Linked DNA regions of Homo sapiens: region 2 is linked to region 1. A link is a contact called in ENCODE Hi-C or POLR2A ChIA-PET data. All regions are on one chromosome and are shown on one strand. Each heading gives the region's core, a stretch centred on a gene start or an enhancer-like site at or near the end of the contact. The rest is flanking DNA. Distances are from core to core; before and after follow the strand shown.

The links. Hi-C counts contacts between places; a loop is a spot of excess contacts on that map. ChIA-PET counts read pairs that join two places held with the same protein, here RNA polymerase II (POLR2A). Pooled maps may share reads with other maps.
Region 2: a map of naive thymus-derived CD4-positive, alpha-beta T cell shows a loop between it and region 1 (8-fold over the local background). The contact joins the promoter of PTPN21 here to the enhancer-like site in region 1. A Hi-C loop is called at or near these places in 1 of 168 maps with a recorded cell type or tissue (naive thymus-derived CD4-positive, alpha-beta T cell), 15 of 37 single-sample maps with no recorded cell type and 12 of 50 pooled maps. POLR2A ChIA-PET finds 5 or more read pairs at or near these places in 2 of 52 experiments (GM12878 and MCF 10A).

The regions. Positions count from the first base shown.
Region 1 is chr14:88,665,208-88,669,198 of GRCh38, forward strand. EML5 (EMAP like 5) reads right to left here. Exons shown (of 44, transcript NM_183387.3): 22 at 130-282. Among named protein-coding and RNA genes, the nearest start is that of ZC3H14, 100 kb to the left of the region's middle. RefSeq lists an enhancer at 3,188-3,367. Within about 2 kb of position 2,732, at least 6 of the 41 ENCODE cell types and tissues checked have a DNase peak (open chromatin) inside an H3K27ac peak, as active enhancers do; they include GM12878, where a contact is called at or near this core.
Region 2 is chr14:88,552,809-88,556,865 of GRCh38, forward strand. It overlaps PTPN21 (protein tyrosine phosphatase non-receptor type 21), which reads right to left and starts at 2,199. Exons shown (of 19, transcript NM_007039.4): 1 at 1,843-2,199. LOC124903405 (proline-rich protein 2-like) reads right to left here and starts at 3,982. Exons shown (of 2, transcript XM_047432047.1): 1 at 3,955-3,982; 2 at 1,849-2,252. The coding sequence starts at 3,982. The coding sequence ends at 1,888. RefSeq lists a silencer at 2,157-2,206.

The DNA of each region.
Region 1 (3,991 bases), core at 1,482-3,981:
TACACTGCCTCTTCTAGTAAAAAAGTTAAGTTCTGAGATAACATAACAGTTAATAAAAATTATACATTGATACATTTATACACTGCCAGACCCAAGTTAATACTCAAATACAATTTCAATGGATCTTACCAGGTGAAAATCGAATATCTGAAATCATATCTTTTCTGTGATGAAAAGACACAAGATCCTCTAGAGTATCCGCATTTGCCATTAAGAAGCTTCCATCGTTGAGACCTACGGCTAAAGCTTTACCATCAGGAGAAAAACAGCAACACCTCCCACCTGAAAGAGAAAGAGCATATTAGGCAATTTTCCCTTTTTTCTAATTTAAAGTATGGGCCAGGTGTGGTGGCTCATGCCTATAATCCAAGCACTCTGGGGAGCTGAGGCAGGAGGACTGCCCGCGGCCAGGAGGTTAAGACCAGCCCGGGCAACATAGCAAGACCCCATCTCTGCCAGTAGGCAGAGTAGGGGAAGGGGCAAGGGGCAAAGGAGAAGGGGCGAGGGGGAAGAGAGAAGAGGGAAGGGAAGACAGGTAAGTAAGTAAATAAATAGACAGGCATGGTGGCACACACCTGTAGTCCCATTTACTTAGGAAGCTGAGGCGGGAGGACTGTTTGAGCCCAGGAGGTTGAGGGTGCAGTGAGCTATGATTGCACCACTGCACTCCAGCCTGGGTTACAGAGTGAGACCTTGCCTCAAAAAAAAAAAAAATATTTGCTAAAAAGGTTGCCTCTTTATTATGGCTTCAAATCAATATTAAAAAGGAGTCGAGATACAGATTAAGTTTTCTATAGAAGTCAATGGTATGGAATTCTAAGCAGGAATGAAACTCACTTCTGAATACAACAAAAGCAAGTATGGATATTTACCTTAAAAGAAATTAAGTTGATGAAAAAGAATGAGAGATTTTAATTAACATAAAAAGCCAATGATATATGTGGAAGTTTTGCAGAGTAGGTTTTACCTTTGTAGCTTCTTTCCAAAAAAACAGAAATTTAAGAAATAAGTCATCTTTATAAAAGTAATTTTTTTTGAGATGGAATTTCTCTCTTGTTGCCCAGGGTGGAGTGCAATGGCATGATCTCAGCTCACTGCAACCTCCGCCTCCTGGGTTCAAGTGATTCTCCTGCCTCAGGCTCCCAAGTAGCTGGGATTACAGGCATGTGCCACCAGGCCTGGCTACTTTTGTATTTTTAGTAGAGATGGGGTTTCACCATGTTGGTCAGGCTGGTCCTGAACTCCTGACCTCAGGTGAACCACCTGCCTCAGACTCTCAAAGTGCTGGGATTACAGGCATGAGCCACAGCACCTGGCCTATGAAACTAAAATATTTTTAAAAATCTAATAGGCCATTATTAAAGGTAGGAAGATACATCTGTATATATACGTTTCAGAACCATATATGAAATGATATTTTTATTATTAATGATAAATTAATATCGTTCATTAATGTCATTAATGATGTTAACATTCGTAAAAATAAGGGTTAGTGCTGCATTGATAAACACAAAAAAGGGCTTACCCTAACAGCAAGGGTTGCAGCAAACATATTCAAAAGCCCTAAGGATTTTGGTATCTTGTATGAAATCTGATGAGGAAAGGACAGGGTATATACAGAATGAAAAGTTATAGCATAAGTTGAGAACAAGTAGTCATTTAATTATCAAGCATACATTGGAAATGAAGAAATCTAAGATGTGATTTCTCAGATTTGAGAGTCAAGAGATGATGATGACCTGGAGCTGGGTGGCAGCAGTGGAGGTGATAAGAGGAAGGATTTGGATATATTTCAAAGATAGAGCTGGCAGAACTTTGACCAACTGGATGTGGGGTGAAAGGCGTCAAGGGCATGGTTTTGCTTGAGTGGTGATGCCATTTACTGAGATGGGATAAACTAGAGGAGGAACCACCAGTGCTTAGTTCTGTACAAATTAAGTTAAAGATGCCTATGAGAAGTTCAAGTGAAGACATGAAGGAGACAATTTAATATATGAATCCTTTTCAGGAGCTGCATATAATGTTTGTTATATGTATATCTTTATTTGTGTATATTAACTATTTGACTTTTCTCTCCTTTTTCTCCTTCATATTTTATACAAGTTTGTTGGAGGTTAACTTTACAATTTTGTGTTAAAAGAATATTCCTTGTGTTAAAAGAATATAAGACCGTGACTAAATTTGAGAATAGCGTAGGTCTTCTCTCTTTAGGGGTGAGAACTACTTCACTTGTACCAAGGGTAGCTGCATCTCTTTGGGTAGAAACATAAGGTTAGTTCTGTGATTGTACTGAAGTTCAAATGTGTGTATAAAGGTTCATGTGGATCCTGACTAGCCAGAGGGGAAGACTGTGCTGGTTATTAATTTATTGCCTCTCAGTTCCAAATCTGCCACTTTGGGCCTCACAGACTTTTTTGCTAGCTTGCCAGTAGAGGGAGCTGGAGAGACACTACAAGGCCAAAACAGAAGTGACTCCCTTCCTCCAGTGTGCTGTTTTACTAACAGAGCCCGGGCACTGGCATGAAGGGGGCCTGATGGCATTCACCAGAGTGGCAGCCCCAACTGCCTCTTTCAGCAAGTTTCTCCACCATCACTGTAATGGCTCTAACAATTTAGCTGCAATTTGCGGACTTCAGGAAGATTCTCTGGCAGGAGTCCTCACAGTTCAATGATTTTGCCCTAGGTTAAGCTCTTCAAGCAGTGGTTCTGACCATTCAGCTCTGGCCTGCTGCCTCTGGCAAGCTTCTCCTTCACCAAGTGACTACTCTCACTGTTCCACTGAGGGCTGCACCCTCTGGCAAGCTTTTTCGCCACAAGCTCACTGAATGTTCTGGTGGCAGCCACACCATTTCCAAACAGGTCTGAATCACCTTTAACTTGTTCACTCTCCCTTAGTACTAGGGTTGCTGCTTTCTATGGTGGCTACCTCTAAGGCTTTTTCAGTAGGTAATCACTTTTTGCTAGTTAGCAATTCTTTTTATTAAATTCCCACTGTTCAAATAAGCCTTGTAGTCTCATCTTCTGACTGGACAGTGACCGACTGAATCTAAAGTGTGAGTGTACATATGAAAAGAAAAGTCCGGGGAGAAGCGCTGGAGCAGTCCTAAATGCAGAGTGCAGGAAGAAGAGATAGCACTAGCAAAGGAAACAGAAAAAGGGAGTCAGTGAAGTAGAGAGAAGAAACAGACACGCACGGGTTCCAGAGACAAGTGAATAAAGTATTTCAGAAAAAAAAAAGGGAATGATAAATTGTGTCACAAACTGCTGTGAGGTGAATACACTGAGAACCAGGAAGTGATCAACAGATTGGCAGCAGGTTAAATGGACAAGTAGGGAAAAAAGCCTAATTGGAGTGGGTTATGGAGCTACTGTCATGTGAACACACAGAGAAGGGCGCCTCAACTATTTTGAGGAGTTCTGCTACAAAAGAGGGAAGAGAAACAGAATAGTAGTGAGGTCAATTATCACAGTTCCCTGTTTTACTCAATGCTTATTCTGCTGGTTGGGTGCAGGCATAAAGCAGGTAGAAAGTTGAGTTTAAGGGAAGATTAATATAGTAAGTATCCTTTAAAATTCATAGCTGAGATCATTGAAAAATTAGAAACATTTTCTAGTTATCAAAATTAAAAGGGGAGCAGAAACCCAGAGCAAAAAAGCCACATTTGGAAGGGGAGGGGCCAAGAAAGCCAACTAGAAACAGCTGTGGTCAGAGGCTCCCACCAAGAAGACCGAAAACGGCAAGTGAATCCTGCACCAGCAACTGAGGTATCCAGGTTCTCTCATTGGGACTGACAAGGTGGTTGGCATGACCCATGGAGAGTGAGGAAAAGCAGGGTGGAGTGACAGCCCACCTGGGAGCTGCACAGGACAAGGGGAGCTCCTACTCCCAGCCAAGAGAGGCAGTGAGTGATTGTGCTATCCTGCCCGGGAAACCACACTTTTTCCATGGATCTGTGCAACTGGTGGATCAGGAGATCCCCTCCGTGAGCCC
Region 2 (4,057 bases), core at 949-3,448, 110 kb before region 1:
AGCAAATGACAACTTTAAATAATAAGCTTTTAACTAGAAAATTGATAAACCAAGAGTAAATATTTAAGGATTATAAATATGCATACTAAACACCCTTTCATGAGATCAGATGGTGGGTTTCAATTTTACATAAAAATTATGGTAACTGGAAACCGGGCGGATTAAGTAGTGTAGATGAACAGACAAGATATTGCATATGTGTAGAGGAAAGATAAATATTTGTATTAGGTGCCATTCAAATATGGTAGTCTTTTCACTACATAGAACTATGCCTTGAAAGCAATAGATACTACACTGTATAACTTAATTATTAACTTAAGCTCTGATTAAGCAAACTCAGTAAAACTTTCAATTGTCCCTCAGACTTGAAATGTATTACTGCATCAGGGATAAAGGAAAAGTCAAAATTATCTCTTATTTTGGTAGATGAAATTGAAAAAGTTGCAGTGTGTGTGTACATGGTGCATCCCCCCAAGATCTATCCATAAGAATGGCTTGCTTTTTGCTTATTTATATAAAACCCACTATGTTAAAACAATGATTTTGTTTAATAATTTACAAATTTATCAATGATTTATACATCTTAATTTTCAGTAATATGCAGTATTTGTTGCCAAATGGTGTAATACAATTATGAATGTCTGAAGATAATAAAACCAAGATGAGTAGAAATTTAAGAGTTCTTTGGGGAGGTCTGTTTCAGGTATAAAATAATATGCAATAATATGAAAGTGATTGGGTCTGGAATTATAATTTACTAAAGTAAACATAATTTATAAATAGCTATTAAAGGAAAACTAGGATATAATTTTTTCTCTACAAAATCTTTCCGTTTTGTGGTAAGTAAACAGATACATACTAGATTCTGCTTCAGTACAAGTTTACAAAAGGCAGTCTGAACTATTTGTGAATTCATTTTAATTTTCCCTCTCTACAACCCTTTCCAAAAGTTCCTCAAATACACTTTACCTCTCAATCTTACAGCGTTTCCCCTTTCCTATTAAGGTCCTTACCACATGTAATTTTGCCAAAGTTGCTTTAAAATAAAATAAGCACTAAAAGGAGAGAGTATGTGACATTTTTAGAGTAATATCTATAGCTATAGCATTAAACCCATGTTTCTCACGGAGAAAACATCTGTGCGTAGATGCTCCAGAATAAAATGCCCTAGAAACGAAACGGACTATATTCAGAGTAAAATTACTGTCGTGTCCCAAACTTAAAAAAATAAATAAACTGTCAGCAACTATTAGGCATACAGCAGTTGTCACTTGGAGCACACGAATGTTCTGAATGTGTTTGTGAGCATACGCTATTAGTATAAGGCTTTCTCAGCAAAAAAGAAAATAGGACGAGCATGCCAAGAGCGGCCAATCTAATCAGGATTTGCAGAAATCACAAGTCGGAATTTGCAGATCCAAGAATTCTTGTTTCCAGAGTAAATACTCTACTCCAAAAACAAACCCAGGCGTTACCAAACAGTCCTTCCCTGCGCCCCTTCTCGCCAAAGTTATCTGGCGAATTTCACGTTTATATATTCTGAGAGGCACAAATATGCCTAACACATTTAAAACCCTGATCCAGAATTAACCCGCAACAATCGGCCAGGGCGTTCGGAATAGAAGTTCAAGACTCCTTTTAGAAATTACTCAAGTATATGAGAGCGAACCTGAAAAACAAGACTTTTCTCTTTGTTACGCTCCCGCTACGGGTCTGGCCGCCGCGCCCCATTCTCCGGGATTCCGGGGCCGCGGGCGCGCTCCGGGGTCCGGGCGAGTGGACACACCCCACCGCTCGGGCCAGCCGCCCGCCCCTCCCGCCGGCCGGGGACCGCGCCCTCACCTGCTCCCGCTCCCGCTCCCGCATCCTCGGGGCCGCGCGCCCCGCTCAGCGACCCGCCTCCCGGGGCCCCGCCGCGCGGCCGCCGCAGCCGCACCCGCACGCCAGCCCGGGCCGCGGCGCGCTCATGGGGCTCGCACGCCTCACTTCCTGTCTCCAAAAACCCGGCTCGCAGACCATTCCCCTGGGCAGAGTCCGGCGGTGGCGACGGCGAGGGGCGAGGCCTGGAGGTGGGACCGGCCGGCGAGGAGCGCCGCACAAAGAAGCCCCGTGGGGGCGGGGGGTGGCAGGAGGACGGACAGACCGTCGGACCGACGCGGGACGCGCGGCCGGAGCAGCGGGGCGGCCGGGCCCAGGCGTCCCTCCCCCTGAGCCGGGCGGGCGGATCCGGGGAGGCGGCGGCGGCCCGTGACCTCAGAGAGTTGGAATGCGGGCAGCCGCGCGGGGGAGGCGCGGACAGCTGCGCCCGGCCGCCGGGGAGGGGGCGCGCCGCTGCTTTTTTTAATCGTATGACCACTTATTTTAAGAGTTTCCAAATAAAGCAAGGCTTTTAATAAAATGAGTGGAGGGGGTATTATTTAGGTTCCAGATAAAGGGTTTTATTCCTGTGTTATTAGGTAGGCTGTAAAATGCTGTTATTGATGGTTATTCGTTTACTCTGGTATATTTCTGAACACTATTGGAATACATTTCTTCTTTTCCTGCTTGCTCCTAAGGTTATGCCCCATATAACTAGACACTTCCAGTACTGGGTGGGAAAGCCCCCCCACCAAAAATGGTTCATATGCCTCAAATAACCTGTCAGTCCCCAAAAGGGAGCTGTCTGCTTATGCAATATAGAGCAGAACTGTTAAGGATGGAGACTTGACAAAGTTGTCAAATCCCAGCTCCAACATTTACTAGCTGGATGACCTTGTGCAAGTTTCTTAACTTCTCTTTACCTGTTTCCTCTCCTATAAAAGAGGGATATTAATATCTTTGCACAGCAGGGGTGGGGGAAATAAATACTAAGCAATATCCAATAACTTGTGTAAAGTATATATGAAGTGTTTCGTTTAAGGTTTATTATACAGTATTCTTGTACTGCATTATTACTGTATTGCAGCACTTAAGCTGAGGAATAAAACTGTGTGACCCTACCACTATTACAATAGTGTAAGATCTTTTCTTGGCATGTGGAACACAGAACCTTTTAATTTATGTAAATTTTAATTTCAGTGATTTTGTTTTAATGCTGTTGTTTCTGGAAAGCTTTTTAAAGTATTGTTTCATGTAAATCTCATTTTCTTAAACAATTAACAAAAACTTTTGAATACTTAACTCTGCATGAGACGTGGTCCCTGCACAACACGGACTTTTGGTTTAGTGGGTGATAAACGCACCTGCACACCACACACGCAGTACAAGGCCAAAGTGGGGAGCATTGTCATAGAGGTATGAGTGCTATCCAAGAGCAAAGCCCAGCAAGGTGCATCTTGGGTCGTTTAGCTAAAGGCAAATAAGATTACCTGTGTTTCTAAGGGAAAAAAAATAGATCAATTCTGTTTGTAATTGATATTTCAACTGAACTCTATGAGGGGGTCAATTTGTGTGTGAGCAAAGAAAAGAGATCTAAAAAGAAGTCACTTTGCTGGCTTCCCAAGGTAGAAAAACTGGAATCATGTGTGACTTCTCCCATTATCATCTCCAGCCTGTCATCAAGACCTGGTATTTCCTCCTTTGAAATGTCTCATGAATTCTTTGTTTCCTTTCTGTTCCCCCTGGAACATTCTAAATCCAAACCCTCATCATTTTACATCCGGATTATTGCAACAAGGGTGGTCTCCTGGCATCTGGTTTCTCAGTTCTCTCTTATTTCCTTGCTAATACCAGGCTTCCTTCTCTTATCACTCTTAATGGACTCCCAAGGTTAAGTTCTTCTGCCTGACCTATAGGGACTTTCCAAACGGGCCTCTCTGACCACCTATATCGCTTTCTGCCCCTGTCAAGCTTTGCCCCTGGCCAGCAGCCCCTCCTGCCCTCTTTCCACTTGTCTAAGCCTTCTGCTTCTCTGCAAGTAAGACTCTGCTTCCAGGATGACTTTCTAGCCACACCATTCCACAGTGATCTCCACACTTGGCAAGAACTGTAAAAGTTGTTTCATGACGGCTTCTTTTATATCTCCTAGGATTCCTAGGACAGTACTGGGCAAAGAGTAGGCACTAAATAAAAACTTGTT